2 separate regions of the Homo sapiens genome follow, and region 1 is linked to region 2. Evidence: read pairs that join two places in POLR2A ChIA-PET (ENCODE). Cell type or tissue: MCF 10A. All regions are shown on one strand. Each heading gives the region's core, and the rest is flanking DNA. Links, peaks and the distances in the headings are about the cores only.

Region 1 (7,296 bases), core at 1,486-6,485, 150 kb before region 2:
AATCATGCGGGGCAGCTAGGCATGTGTCCAAGGAGGGGCAGTCGACAGGCGAGCTTGCACAACAGATGTGCCCCTGTTCCATGGCGAAGCCAGCCCCACTCTTTTCTGGCTCAGAGGTCAGTTGGGGCTGGCACTTCCTGAAGGGGGATGGGGAACCCTAGGGAAAAGACATCTATGGTCACTCTCTGACAGAGCTACCCAGCCCACAAAAACTCCCAGGCTCTGCAACATCTGAAAATTAGTCTCTGCCTATCCCCAGCAAGATCCCTCTGCCAGCTCGCATGTCCACAGCAGACGAGTAACTAGGATCCTAGGGGTCAGTGGTGAAAGTGAGCTGTCCCTCAGGTCCTTCATTCACCTCTTTCCCAGGAGCTCTTAAGGGCCAGGAACTAGTCCTAGGGTTCAGTTAACCTACACAGTGTTCCCAGCTTCCCCACCTTCATGCTCAGCTTCAGTGTCGCCTTTCCATTCACTCTCAGCTTTTTCTCTTTGAAGATCTGCCCAAATTAAGGTGGTTTACTCAATAATATGGTCTCTCTCAGTGTGAATGGTACTTCCTCCCTGTGTCTAGTAGGCCATCTTGTCCCCCCTTCAGTTTTCTTAAGCAAGCATGGTTTACATTTGCCTTTTATTTATTTGTTTTTTATAAATTCAGGGGGTTTAAGTGCCATTTTGTTACAAAGATATATTGCATAGTGGTGTTTTTAGCGTAGCCATCACCAGAATAAGTATACACTGTACCCATTAAGTAATTTCCCATCCCTCATCCTTCTCTCACACTTCCATCCTACTGAGTTGCCAATGTCTATTACTACATTTTCTATGTCCATGTGTACACATTATTTATCTCCCACTTACCCATGAGAACATGCAGCATCTGACTTTCTGTTTTTTAGTTATTTCACTTAAAATAATGGCCTCCAGTTCCCTCCATGTTGCTGCAAAAGACAAGATTTCATTCTTTTTTATAGTTGAGTAGTATTCCATGGTTATATAAACCACATTTTTTAGCCAGGTGTGGTGGTGTGCATCTGTAGTCCTAGCTACTTGGGAGGCTGAGGCAGGAGGATTACTTGAACCCAGGAGTTCAAGGATGAGTGAGCTATGATCGTGCCGCTGCACTCCAGCCTGGGTGACAGAGCAAGACCCTGTCTCAAGCAAAAACAACAACAACAAAAAAAAATTTTCTTTATCCAGTCATCTATTGGTAGACACTTAGGTTGATTCCATATCTTTGCCATTGTGAATAGTGCTGCAATAAACATACAGGTGCAGGTATCTTTTTGATATAATGATTTATTTTCCCTTGAGCCTATACTAAGTAATGAGATTGCTAGGTCAAATGGTAGTTCTGTTTAAATTATTTGAGAAATCTGCAAACTGCTTTCTACAGTGGCTTAACAAATTTACATTCCCACCAACAGCGTATGTTTCCATTTCTCTGCATCCCCGTCAATATCTGTTATTTGACTTTTTTTTTTTTTTTCTCGAGACGGAGTCTCGCTTTATCGCCCAGGCTGGAGTGCAGTGGTGTGATCTTGGCTCTCTGCAGCCTCTGCCTCCTAGGTTCAAGCGATTCTCATGCCTTAGCCTCCCGAGTAGCTGGGACCACAGGCACACACCACCACGCCCAGCTAATTTCTGTATTTTCAGTAGAGATGGGGTTTCACTATATTGGCCAGGTTAGATGTTATTTGACTTTTTAATAACAGCTATTCTGATTGGTGTAAGACGGTATCTCCTTGTGGTTTTAATTTGCATTTCTCTGATGATTAGTGATGTTGAGCATTTTTTCATATGCTTCTTGGCCATATGTATGTCTTCCTTTGCAAAATGTCTGTGCATTTCCGTTGCTCACTTTTTAATGGGGTTATTTGAGGGATTTTGGTTGAGTTGTTTGCATTCCTTGTAGATTCTGGACATTGGACCTTTATCAGATGCAAAGTTGGCTAGTATTTTCCCCCATTCTGCAGGTTGTCTGTTCACTGTGTTGATTATTTCTTTTACTGTGCAGAAGCTTTTCAGTTTATATAGCCCCATTTGTCTACTTTTGTTTTTGTTGCATTTGCTTTTGAAGGTCTCAGTCATGAATTCTTGGTCTAGGCCAATGTCTGGAGGAGTTTTTCCTAGATTTTCTTCTACACTTTTTGCAGCTTCAGGACTTACATTTAAGGCTTTAATCCATCTTGAGTTATTTTTTGTATGTGGTGAGAGTTAGGAGTCCAGTTTCATTCTGCATATGGCAATCCAATTTTCCTAGCGCCACTTACTGAATAGGGTGTCCTTTCCCCAGTGTATAATTTTGTTGACTTTATCAAAGATCAGTTTGCTGTAAGTGTGGGGCTTTATTTCTGGGTTCTCTATTCTATTCTACTAATCTGCGACTATTTTTATACCATGCTATTTTGGTTACTAACACCTTGCAGTATAATTTGAAGTCAGGTAAAGTGATACCTCCAACTTTGTAATAATACCAATCTGACAAAGCTTTTTCTAACGAGGAAATGACAAGAATGTGAAAGAAACAATGATTACTCTGTATTTACTAATTTTTTAAATTTTTTATGGGTATATATATAAGTGTATATATTTATGGAGTACATTAGTTATTTTGATACAGGCATACAATGTGTAATAATCACATCAGGGTAAATGGCATACTGCTAAATTTTTGATAAATAACAAGTATTATCATATGATAAGAAAAAGCAACACACTTTATTTCATTAAAACAAGAAATATACATACATATATATACGTATATATATACATATATATACGTATATATATATATGTGAAATATTCCTTCATCCTTAAAAATGGAATTTAGGACAACTGCCAAAATGACATCTGAGGAACACTAGATCAACAGATATTAAGATGTGAGATTTTTAAAAAGGAAGGTGGGGGCGTTCCATGATGAAACGTATTCAGGAAATATTGGGCTAAATAAAGTTGAGAAGTTTTTCAGTGCAGGACTTCTAGAGCCATTGATATGCTAATTTTCTAAACTTAGCCATCTCCATCACAGACTGAGTGGCTCTAGAGAAGCCCTAACAATCTGGAACAGCATTTAAAAATCACCAATCTAATACAATATTCTAACATTTTTTATATATTTTGTAAAATGTACAAAAACAGATGAAAGGTGGAGGGAAAATGAATTCTGTTTACAATAAAGCTGAGGTTCTATAAGGCATAATTTATAACTACATATTGGGTCCAGTTTGAAGGAACCAGAAGTAAAAGATAGCAAACAGGAGGTCTGTAATTTTTACTTGTTTATTAAAATTGATTTATATGCTAATTTTATATTGAATATACTTTAAATTGTGCTAACTGCAAGTACATGGCTTTAAACGTGATGAAAAGTCAGACCAATATATAGCTGAATTTTAAAAAGTATAAATTGAAATGAAAATATAAATATATCTTAGAGTTTAAATAAAAACGACGCCTTGGACATCTAAAGCAACAATAATTTCACAGTAAAATTTCATATATACACACTAGGCAAAGCACTGAAGTATTTACTAAATATATTTTCATATTAGCCATTAGATGGCACCATATATCTACTAGTTAACATAACTATACTATAATTCCCCTGACATGCTCAAAAAGTAATATAAAATATATTTAACTTCTACGTAAATATAATACACATTATCTTTTATCACTGTTAACTTTAAGCTTTAAAGGAAGAAAGATGATATAAGCAACTACATTTATATCACCATTTCTGGAATGTTAAAACTTAATAAGTAATCTCATTCAGAAATCAAATGAAATGTTCTAAGACAATGATTCAAAGGCTGAAGAGCAGACAGCTAGAGAATGCCTTTCCTTAAGGTAAATGTAAGATAAAACTAATTCTCTACCTTAATAAATTTTGTTTTTACTTTTTATTCATAAACCTACATTGTCCAATTTCCAATTCTTCTAAATAATCAAATTTCTGTCTCCTCTTAAATTTCACCATATCTTGTTCTCTAATCCAGGACTCTCAGTTCCTGTGTAATTTCCCAGTCTCTCCTGAAATCGCTGCTGCAGATTTTTATATAGTCTATTTAAATACCAAAAATGACCCCATTCTAATAATCACATTTTCTACTTCCAGTTAAGATAAAATAACATGGACAGATTTCTCCCACCACCTGAAAACACTAAAACAAGACAGAGCGTATGAAACAATGGCACTCAAGACACTGAAGATGGGCAATAAAGGAGTGATCATTCAGAGGAAGAAAAAAAATGAGATCATCTGTATGACTATGATTTTCCAAGCTTACTACCTGGAGAAAGGGGACAGTGCGGTCACTGTACAGTCAGGTGAGTGTTGAGGAGATAAACCTGGGAGTATGAAGAAGCCAAGTGTGCTCAAGTTCATGTGGCTGAGTCCCGGAATAAAAAGCTGTGTAGACAGAGAACTCCAGACACCTGCACTGAGTCACTCCTAAGATACAGTTCAGTACTTCTTAGCACATACATGTAAGGAAACAATCAGAGGCTGGGAAAAAAACTGCCTAAGAGGATTAGAGGGAAGACATGCCAAATCTTACACAGAGCATGAAATGGGGACTATTCTGAAGATCCAGAATTTTAAAATCTCAAACCTTATGAGCCACTGATTAGACTGACATATGAAGGATTTTGCTTCAGAAAATTAATCTTACACTAAATGCAGGTTTTGCCCCTCCTAACAAAGGTGAAAAGCAAGACTGAAAGGAAAGTCTCAGGTAATTTAACCTATCTCAGAATAAAGCTCAAGAACTAATCACGATTAGATCTAACACTCAACAAGGGAAACTTCACAATGTTTGGCATCCAATAAAGAAATTATCAGGTATGCAAAGAAGCAAAATGAAAAAAACCTAGCAGAAAAATTAATCAATCGAAACTGACTCAGAAAATTGATAAAATTAGGAGACAGGGACACTAACAATTATGATGATATATTCCATGGGTTTGAAGAACCAGAGGAATGATCGAATGTGGTAAGAGGAGATACGGAACTTTTCTTAAAAGCCTAAATCAAACTTCCAAAGGTAAAAACTAAAATGTCTTAGATAAAAATACACTGAAAGAGACTGACAGCACATCAGATATTACAAAAGAAAATGTTAATGAACCTGAAGACATATCAACAGAAAGCATAAACACAACAGAAAGACTAAAAAAATGCAAATAATCAGTAAATTGTGGAACAACTTCAAGTAGATAAATACATGTGTAATTGAAGTCCCCACAAAAGAGATGAGAAAAGAAGAAATCAAGAAAACATTTGAAGAAGTGATGGTCAAAATTGTTCCAAATTTAATGAAAACTATCACCAAAAGCAGCTCAGTAAATTCAATGTACAAGAAAAAAACGAAGAAAACTACACAAAGGAACATTATATTCAAATGGATTAAAGTTGTAAAGATAAAAACAGAAGTAGTCAGAAAAATTACACATTATCTACAAAAGAAAAGAGGTAAGGCTGACAAGAGATTCATCAGAAATAATAAAAGATAGAACAAGTGGCACACTATCTTTAAAGTATTGAAAGAATAAAAGCCGCTAATCTAGAAGTCCTTGCCAGTTAAATGATCTTTGAAAAGCAAAAGGTGAAATTTTGTAAAACAACACAACACAACTTTGAGTCACACAAAAGGATATAGTTTGGATATTTGTCTCCACCCAAATCTCATATTGAAATGTAATTACCAGTGTTGGAGGTGAGACCTAGTGGGAGGTGTTTGGATCATGGGGGAAGATCCTTTACAGCTTGGTGCTGTCCTTACAGTAGTGAGTACTCACAAGATCTGATTGTTTAAGTGTGTAGCACCTCACCCACATTCTCTCTTGCTCCTGTTTTCACCATGTGAAGTGCTTGCTCCCACTTCATGTCCCACTATTAGTAAAAGCTTCCTGAGGCCTCTACAGAAGCTGAACAGATGCCAGCGCCATGCTTGCACAGCCTACAAAACTTTAAGCCAATTAAACCTCTTTATAAATTATCCAGTCTCAGGTATTTCTTTATAGCAACACAAGAATTGCCTAATATAGAAAACTGGTACCAAGGAGTGGGGCTCTGCTATAAAGATATCTGAAAATGTGAAAGCAACTTTGGAAGTGGGTAACAGGCAGAGGTTAGAATAGTCTGGAGGGCTCAGAAGAAGACAGGAAGATGAGGGAAAGTTTGGAACTGCTTAGAGATGAGTTAAATGGTTGTGACCAAAATGATGATGTTGATATGGACAATCAAGTCCAGGCTGCTGAGTTCTCAGATGGAAATGACAAACACACTGGGAACTGGAGCAAAGGTAACTCATATTATGCCTTAACAAAGAGCTTGGTTGCATTGTGTTCATGTCCTAGGGATCTGTGTAAGTTTGAAAATGAAAGATAATTGGGTCGGGTATGGTGGCTCATGCCTGTAATCCCAGCACTTTGGGAGGCTGAGGTGGGCGGATCACAAGGTCAGGAGTTCAAGACCAGCCTGACCAATATGGTGAAACTCTGTCTCTACAAAAAATACAAAAATTAGCCGGGCATGGTGGCGCATGCCTGTAATTCCAGCTACTCAGAAGGCTGAGGCAGGGGAATTGCTTGAACCCGGGAGGCAGAGGTTGCACTGGGCGACAGAGTGAGACTCCGTCTCAAAAAAGAAAAAAAGAAAGATGATTTAAGGTATCTGGCGGAAGAAATTTTTTTTTTTTTTGAGACGGAGTCTCATGCTATCACCCAGGCTGGAGTGCAATGGCGCAATCTTGGCTCACTGCAAGCTCCACCTCCTGGGTTCACGCCATTCTCCTGCCTCAGCCTCCTGAGTAGCTGGGACTATAGGCGCCCGCCACCTCGCCCGGCTAATTTTTTTTAAATTATTATTTTTAGTAGAGGCAGGGTTTCAGCATGTTAGCCAGGATGGTCTCGATCTCCTGACCTCATGATCCACCTGCCTTGGCCTCCCAAAGTGCTAGGACTACAGGCATGAGCCACCGCGCCCAGCCCCTGGCAGAAGAAATTTCTAAGTGGCAAAGCATTCAGGATGTGGCCTGGCTGCTTCTAACAGCCTATGTTCAGATGTGGGAACAAAGAAATTACTAACATAGGAACTTACATTTAAAAGGGAAGCAGAGCATAAAAGTTTGGAAAATTTGCAGCCTGGGCTTGTGGTAGAAAAGAAAGGCCCAATTTCAAGGCAGGAATTTAAGCAGGCTGCGGAGCAACCACTTCCTAGAGAAATTTGCAAAATTAAAAAGGAGCCAAGTACTAATACCCAATACTATGGGAGAAAGGTCTCAGAGACCT
Region 2 (7,296 bases), core at 750-5,749:
TAGGAGGGGATATAGATGAGCGTGTGAGACATGACTGCATCACGATACTGTGGCAAAATCTTGTTCACAAAAAAGTTAAACCTGATTTGGAATGGCAAAGGGCAAAATTAATGTCTAGAGCTAAGCTTATGGTGTCTCTTAACTGTGTGACCCTGAGCAAATTACAATCTCGTGTTAAAAGATTACCTCCCCAGAGGCCAATATGATTTACCTCCTCTCAAAGAGATTATGTAAGGATAAAACTTGATAAGCACACTAAAAAAATAAGTGTCAACACTATTCATTGTAAAAAACAGATGTAATACCATTATATCCCAGAGAATTACTCTAGGAAGTACACACCACACTATTCAGTCAGTCAGTCAGTCACTCAGTCACTCAGTCCAACAGTCAACAAATAATCACTGAACATCTACCATATACTAAGCCTCACTAAGCTTCTTTGGGGTCCCCTAACTAAACACAATGAAGAAAAAGGGGGAAATTATACAATTAGAAAAATAGTTCTTTCCCTGAGGGGCTTACAATTAACTTGCTGACATGAGACACTTTGTAGCATAAAGCTGTATAATTTTAAAATGCCACAGTCAAGAGTGAAAGAGTCCTGATTTATAGTAATAACCCTGCTACTAACTAGTTATGAGACCTAGGCCAAAGTCACTATTTCTCTCTGTGCTTCAGTTTCCTCCTCTGACAAATGACATAATTAAGTTCAATTATCTCAACTGATTTGGTAGTTATCAATAAAAGCAAAATGGAATCCAATTCTAGGTTTGTATGCCCAAGTCAAATCTCTCTATGTGGTCCCCAGGGGCCTGCTGGGAGGAGTGGGTTACCTGGCATCAATCACTGAAGCTAGGTTTTCAGCTTCCATCCTCTGGAAGACATGTGGGAGCTGCACCAGGACATGACTGATAGAGCCTGTCATTGGGACATTCCTCACGGCCACCTGCCAGTAGTCAACAAGAGCGTTAGGTGGACAGCCATCCCCTTCTTGACCAGAAGCTATCGCCTCCTTCTACCTCAGGACCCAAACAATAAACAGTGCTCATGAAGATACTGAGGAAACAAGACGAGAACCCACCTGGCCTTGCATGTTGACACAGTACTTGTTGAACACTGAGTTGATCTGGGCATCCTGAAGGGCCCCAAATAGCAGTGTCTGGCGATAGTACTTGGACCAATTATTGAGGCTCCACATCCGCACTCGAGAAAAGTCTACCCCATGTGAGTCCAGGGGTAGTAGGTTCATGTGATTCATCAAATGCTTTGAGTGGAAATAATATTACCATTAGTGTTGACTGAGAGCATTTACATGTTGGACATTGCTAAACATTTTCCGAGTCTATCAACTCATGTACTATCATCTCCTAAATTATAACAAGAAAACTGAGGCTCACATGGGTGAGTGACTTGCCCATGGTCAGCCAAACATCCCCAATGAGGAGATAAGCTAAAACTGGCCCTCCTGGAATTTTAACAAATGATCAAAATGGTACCTACAGGAATGTTCCTTTAAAATGAACTTCTGAAATGCCACACTGGTCTCTCTATGGGTCCCTAAGTCCCAGACTTGGACAAGAAGGGAAATGCCATGGAAAACAGAGCTGCTGTCCCTCAATTACCTGGTTCTCAAAACATTAGGAATAGTTGCAGTGTCACCCTGTCTTTTCCTCAAATCTAAGAATATAACTCGACTATGCCAAATGCCTTTTCCATTTTAATTATATTTTTACCTTGTAATAGATATTGAAGGGTAATGAGTACAATAAATTTATTTCCTACTTTAGAAGTAAGTTCTACCCTTCATTTGTCCCAAACTTCCTGCAAGCTTCAAGACATGGGGTTGTAGAAGGGGTGAGTTCCCATATGCCTTAGAAAAATAAACCTATAGTTCCTAAATAAGGATTGTTCCAAAGCAGTTTTTCAGTCCTAAAACTGATAACACTGCAGAGTGTGTGGAGAAGGAGAAAAAAATTACAGTACAAATTACATCGGGTAATAAAGACATCCTATATTTCTCTACAAAACAAGATCCCACCTTAAAAAATCTTGAGCAGGGTATTCCCATCTTCACCAAAGACCAAACAAAACAGCATAAGCAAAAACCACATGTGGGATTATGTTAGGTAAAGATGTTCCTGGTGAGGACCCATCCATCCATCAACCTATCCCATCCACCCATCCACCCACCCTAAAGTTAGTAGAAAGAAATTTTAAGGGAAAGAAATCTTTTCTGGAGATTTGAAAATGACTGACAGGAATTTTAATCTGTAGACAGTTTAATTATGGACAATCTCTGGGTAGAAAAGGGGACAAAAGACTTTTTCAAATTAGAAAATGTGGAGTGTGTGTCCTTGCTTCCAAACAAGAGTTCTAATCTGGACTTAAATAATTCTTTAGGACTTAAACCACTGGGTGTCTTATCCCTCTAAATATGAATACTGTCCCACTGAATGTGAATGGCCAGCATTACCAGGACATGCTCCCAGTTCTGCATCAGGTAAATGTCAGCTTGATCAATGATGAGAAGCTCGATAGAAGACAGAAAGTCAAAATCTCTCTTCTTCTCTCCTTCTCCACCAATGATGGTCCTCAAGCCCAGGGGGGAAGCAATGAGGATATCCGAGGAGTAAAACGGGGCATAGAGTCGGATGCTTCTCTGAAGTATTGCCACTCCTACACAAAACAGCCAAGTACACACCAATTCATTAGTCACTACCAAGCCATTACCTTCCACCCTCTCAAAGCAGTCCACCACTTCTATTGCTTCCACATCTCTTTTGTTCCTCTTAGCATGTAACTGTGCTCAACTGCTTTAATTATTAAAACATAAGAACAAGAGAAATCTCTCCCTTGCATCTATAGTCCCTTCTAGCTTCTACCTTCTCTTCCTTTCCGTCACTATCAAACTGCTCCAGAGAATTCTCTCTACTTTCAAATCTCTCCTTCACTTCTCACTCCACTGCAATCCGGCCTCTGATTCTCAGGACTCCAGAGAAATGACTCTTGCTAAGGTCCCCACAGTCCTCAGTCACCAACAGGATGAACACTTTTGAGAGCTTCTTATGAGGAAAGTACAAACGGCACAGAATGTACTAACAGCTGCCTTGCAATGCTCTTTTCCTTGCTAATAGTTTCCATGACTTCAACTCTCACTTTTGCTTCTATCACTGACCTGGCCCTTGTCTGTCCTTCCAGATCCAAATAACTCTTCTGCAAACTGGTGGATTCACTTGTCAGCTCTGCTCTCGTGCTGCATAAAGCTTTGGGTTAACTGACTCACTGATCATGGCTTTAATGTCACCTTCACACAAATGTGTATTTCCAGCCCATATCTTTTTCCTGAGCTCCAGAACAATATACCAACTGCTTCCTGGACAGCTATATATGTTCCAAACAAAACACGAGCTCTTGTCTCCTTATGCCTTACATTCCACCATACCGAAGCCTGTGTGAATCATAGGTCATTCCAAGCTTAGTCACCCTGATGCCTCTGCAACAGGCAGTTTCCTGTCTGAAATGTTTTCCTCCACTCAGCCACCTCCCTTTGAAACTGGCTGAATCCTACACAGGTTTCCACCTAGTACAGATGACACCTCCACCACGACATCTTCCCTAACCACCCTGCCCCCATTTTGGGTAAGGGGGTTTGCTTTAAATGCTCCGAGAACAACCGTTGCACACATATCCTGCACTGCCTGCTCTGTCGTAGGCTGGATTTCCTTAGCAATGGGAACTATAACTTTTATTTCTATATTTATCTGTAGATTCCCAGCTTCTTAACAGTGCCTGGCACACTGTAGATACTCAATAAGTATTTGTGAATGAGCATATGTGACTAATGAACATTTCCCCAAGAACTTTACTCTATAAAAGGTATAACCAACCAAAGTCAATGGGAGCTGAATGAGAGACAAGCAAAAATGTGAAAATTTGGGTGGAAGTCATGTGTGGAGATTATTCAGGGTAGGCATCTATGTAGCACACAGGAGAAAGTCCACCTTTATGTAGAGACAGTCATTTTATTCAGCCTCCCCAGAATGACCCCATCAGCCCCATCACTTCCAACATCCTAGAGAACCCCTTGTAGCATCTATCTGCTACCAGCTATGGGTGTGCTTTCACACTTCTGTTATAAACTTGCTATAAATTTCTGTTATAAATGTACATGTGCCTTTCATATATGGCCTCAGAGATCCTCCCGACTCCACTGGCCTAATGTCCACCCCATTAGCCAAGGCAAGACTCTCCCATGGCAAACAACATGTCTCAAAGGCACACTGGTTCTGTTAAAGAGGCACAGTGAGTGATCCACTGGGAAAATATCTAATTCCAGCTTCTGGTCTCCAGCTATGTAGACCTTCACACTTTAGGTCTCAAAGTTGATAAGGAAGAATTACCAATCCTGAAGTGGTCATCAATATTGCCCACAAATACGGCTTCATAATCCTCAGGCCTCTTCAAGTTGGGTGGTCTCTCCTCGGGATCTGATCCATATTCTCCCTGAAACCTCTTTTTGTTGCTCACAATGATTTTCTTCTTGCTGTCACCCTCGAGGAGGCTGATGAAGAGCTGCACCACCCGCAAAGCAGCTTCCCGGAATGGCACCACTATCAGTACCTGTGCAGACAGCAACAGCAGCCTTAGTGGGGTAAGAGGAAGGAACAGGATCTTGAGGTGAAACTGCTGAGGAAGTGGAGCTAAAAAGCTCCATGTAGAGCAGTGGCCCCCAGCCAAGAAACATACCTATGTTACCCGCTTTGCGCAGGGCTTGGCTCAACACCAGAAACTGAGCACCTTTCATAACCCCAGCACCATGACCTGCGGACTTCAGACCCATCAGTCCACGTGAGACATTTCTCAAGCAGAATTTGGAAATACCTTTTACAATAAGCCAATGCCTCTAACAGATACGTCTACCAGTAAAAACTCAAGGACATAAACACATGAGCTCTTTGAGGGAAAGATTTCTGTGTCTCCCACAGAATTAGTGCAATATTTTTATCCTAAAGACACAGTGAATAAATACATGTCGAATAAATAAATGGAACAAGTAGAGAAGAAATAAAGCGGGTAAGAAAAAGGATTAACACATCATTACATTTCTAGTGCATTCTCTATACAGTGTTTCAGAAATGACAATAAAGCATTTCTAAAAAAAAATGACCACAATTAATGGGAAAAACAGGACTCAGCTTTCTAAGCATATTCAAAAATATTTAAAGTTACTGTTGAGAATAAAAACCGAAGATGCTTAAAAAATGGTTAATTTCTAATTTCCTATTGTAAACAATGGACATAACCCCAGTTAAATCACGTAATTCACCAAATTATAATATGTTTCATAGATAATCTGCCTCTTATTCTTCTATGTAATTCTAAATGGAAACAACCTTATAACCCTGATGTTCAAGCCCCAAGGAGTGCAGTGGACTCAGCTTGGTACAGTTGCAGAGATGGTGGACCAAGATTTAAGAGGACTGGGTTATTGTTCCAGCGGTGACAGTAAGCGTCGGGGCTTTGGTTTCCCCCGCTATTACACAAGGGAGTTTGACTAAGAAATCTCTAAAGGCCACATTAGTATCAAATTTCTAGAATCCTATTAAACTCAATGAGAAAATTCTAAAAAGATGAGGCTTCTTCAATACGGAGAGATGCAGTTCAGGGCAGGGGGACAAGTCCTGGTTCTATAACATCATGAATAATGTAGATAAAATTGAAAGCCATTTCCTGTTAAGGCCTCAAATCCACTAGAGCTTAGACTTATGAATACAAACGCATCACTTTAAGCAGCAATAACTTTACAGTGGCAAATGTAAATTTTTGCTTTCAAAGGCTGACGTATGTATGTGGCTTAGTGAAGAGAATCTATGGTTCTTGTCTCATCTCTGCTATTCTTTCCCTGGTTCTCTTTAGCAAGGCCCTCTATGAATTTCTACGAATTTGGGGTTGTCCACAGCTGTAATATGGAGGGATTGGATAAAAGGCTCATTAAGGTCCCATCCAGCTTTGACAACCACAAAGAAGAGATTTATAATGGAGTTTTATTTATATACTCTGGGTTTATCTTTAAGGAAAGTGTCATGAAGTGCCTCCTTCTCGCAAGTTTCCAGCTACATCCACTGTCAGAAACAGCCCACTAAGCTGCTGCAGTGCTGCTCTGACACTACCTGGCCTACTTAATATGCTCACATTTGGGCTCATTCATTATGCCAGTCAATTATTAAAATACCCAAGTTCCTGCTAAGTGTCAGGCACCTCTATGGCAGTGCCTTGCAGCCACCTCCTCGAGAGCAAAGCTTTCCTGCTGGACTCACCTTGGGCCTTGTTAACCCTTGGTCTCTGAAGTCATCATCATCACCCACTCCAAACTTCTGGCTTCGGCGTCTGCTATTGTTGCCAAGCACCTGGGCATTGGCTTTGAGGATGTGATTTATCACATGCAGGCAATACACATGGCGGATCTCTTCCCCGTTCTTCAGAGCAGTCCTTTCCGGGTAGAACAGGTCCCGGTAAGAATTCATAATTAAGAAGAGTTCTTTCTGGAGGGGGGTGAATGGGCTGCTTGATTTTTGGGGACCAGATAGGAACTGGCTGTTGGTCTTAGTCCAGGTGGATTCCAGAGGCTTCTGGAGATGAAGTGACTTTAAGTCAATATCCTTTGGGGGTTTAAATGTTTCCAACTTCTGAAACTTAGAGGAAAAGAAAAGCTGGCCCAGAATAGGCCACTAGGGGAGAAACAGATCAAGAGCCAAATTAGAAATGAATAACAGTAAATTACATTCACATAGTACTATATTTAGCGAATTTTTTCATGATTTATAGATCATCTCATTTAATCCTCACAACAGCCCTGCAAGGTAGTTACCATGATACTCATGTTATAGTTTAGGAAGCACTGAGGTTCATACAGAGGTTGTATGATACAAAGTTTACACAGAAGAAAATGGAGCTGAGGGCTAGACCCCAAGGTTTCTGACTTCAAATCTGAGCTCTTCACCCTATCAGTTGTCCCACACTGTTCTGTGGAATATATTCTGGGAAGAGTCAACATTCATTCTAGAAACAAAGGGGTTCCATGGTCAAATACCCTTGATAAACATCACAAAACTTAATTCCTCTGAGGGAGATTGACAATGTACACTCGATACTAAAGGTGTTGACAAGTTCTATGACAAGAAATCTGTCCATTTTGTTTAAATCCTAAGGAATACTATTTTCTATTTTGTGGGATACAAGTTTAAGAATTTTTGCATTATAGCTAAATTGCTGATCTAAAAATAGGACAACCTC

What was found. Peaks named below come from ENCODE experiments on the same cell type or tissue, not always from the same donor. Only the 100,000 strongest peaks of a DNase experiment are listed, where the experiment ranks them.
Region 1: POLR2A ChIA-PET joins it to region 2 with 8 read pairs; 3 of 35 experiments call an interaction of 5 or more read pairs at or near these places.

What each region holds. Positions count from the first base shown.
Region 1 is chr1:209,986,023-209,993,318 of GRCh38, reverse strand. The region is part of intron 2 of SYT14 (synaptotagmin 14); the gene reads right to left. Among named protein-coding and RNA genes, the nearest start is that of SYT14, 51 kb to the right of the region's middle. In MCF 10A, for the core only: a CTCF peak has its summit at 3,544 (motif pointing right); no DNase peak of the experiment used is centred there.
Region 2 is chr1:209,836,236-209,843,531 of GRCh38, reverse strand. It overlaps UTP25 (UTP25 small subunit processome component), which reads right to left. Exons shown (of 12, transcript NM_014388.7): 6 at 6,321-6,731; 7 at 4,404-4,623; 8 at 2,477-2,679; 9 at 1,085-1,267; 10 at 837-949; 11 at 1-81. Among named protein-coding and RNA genes, the nearest start is that of UTP25, 12 kb to the right of the region's middle. RefSeq lists an enhancer at 3,434-3,728. In MCF 10A, for the core only: no CTCF peak of the experiment used is centred there; DNase peaks (open chromatin) are centred at 3,471 and 4,781.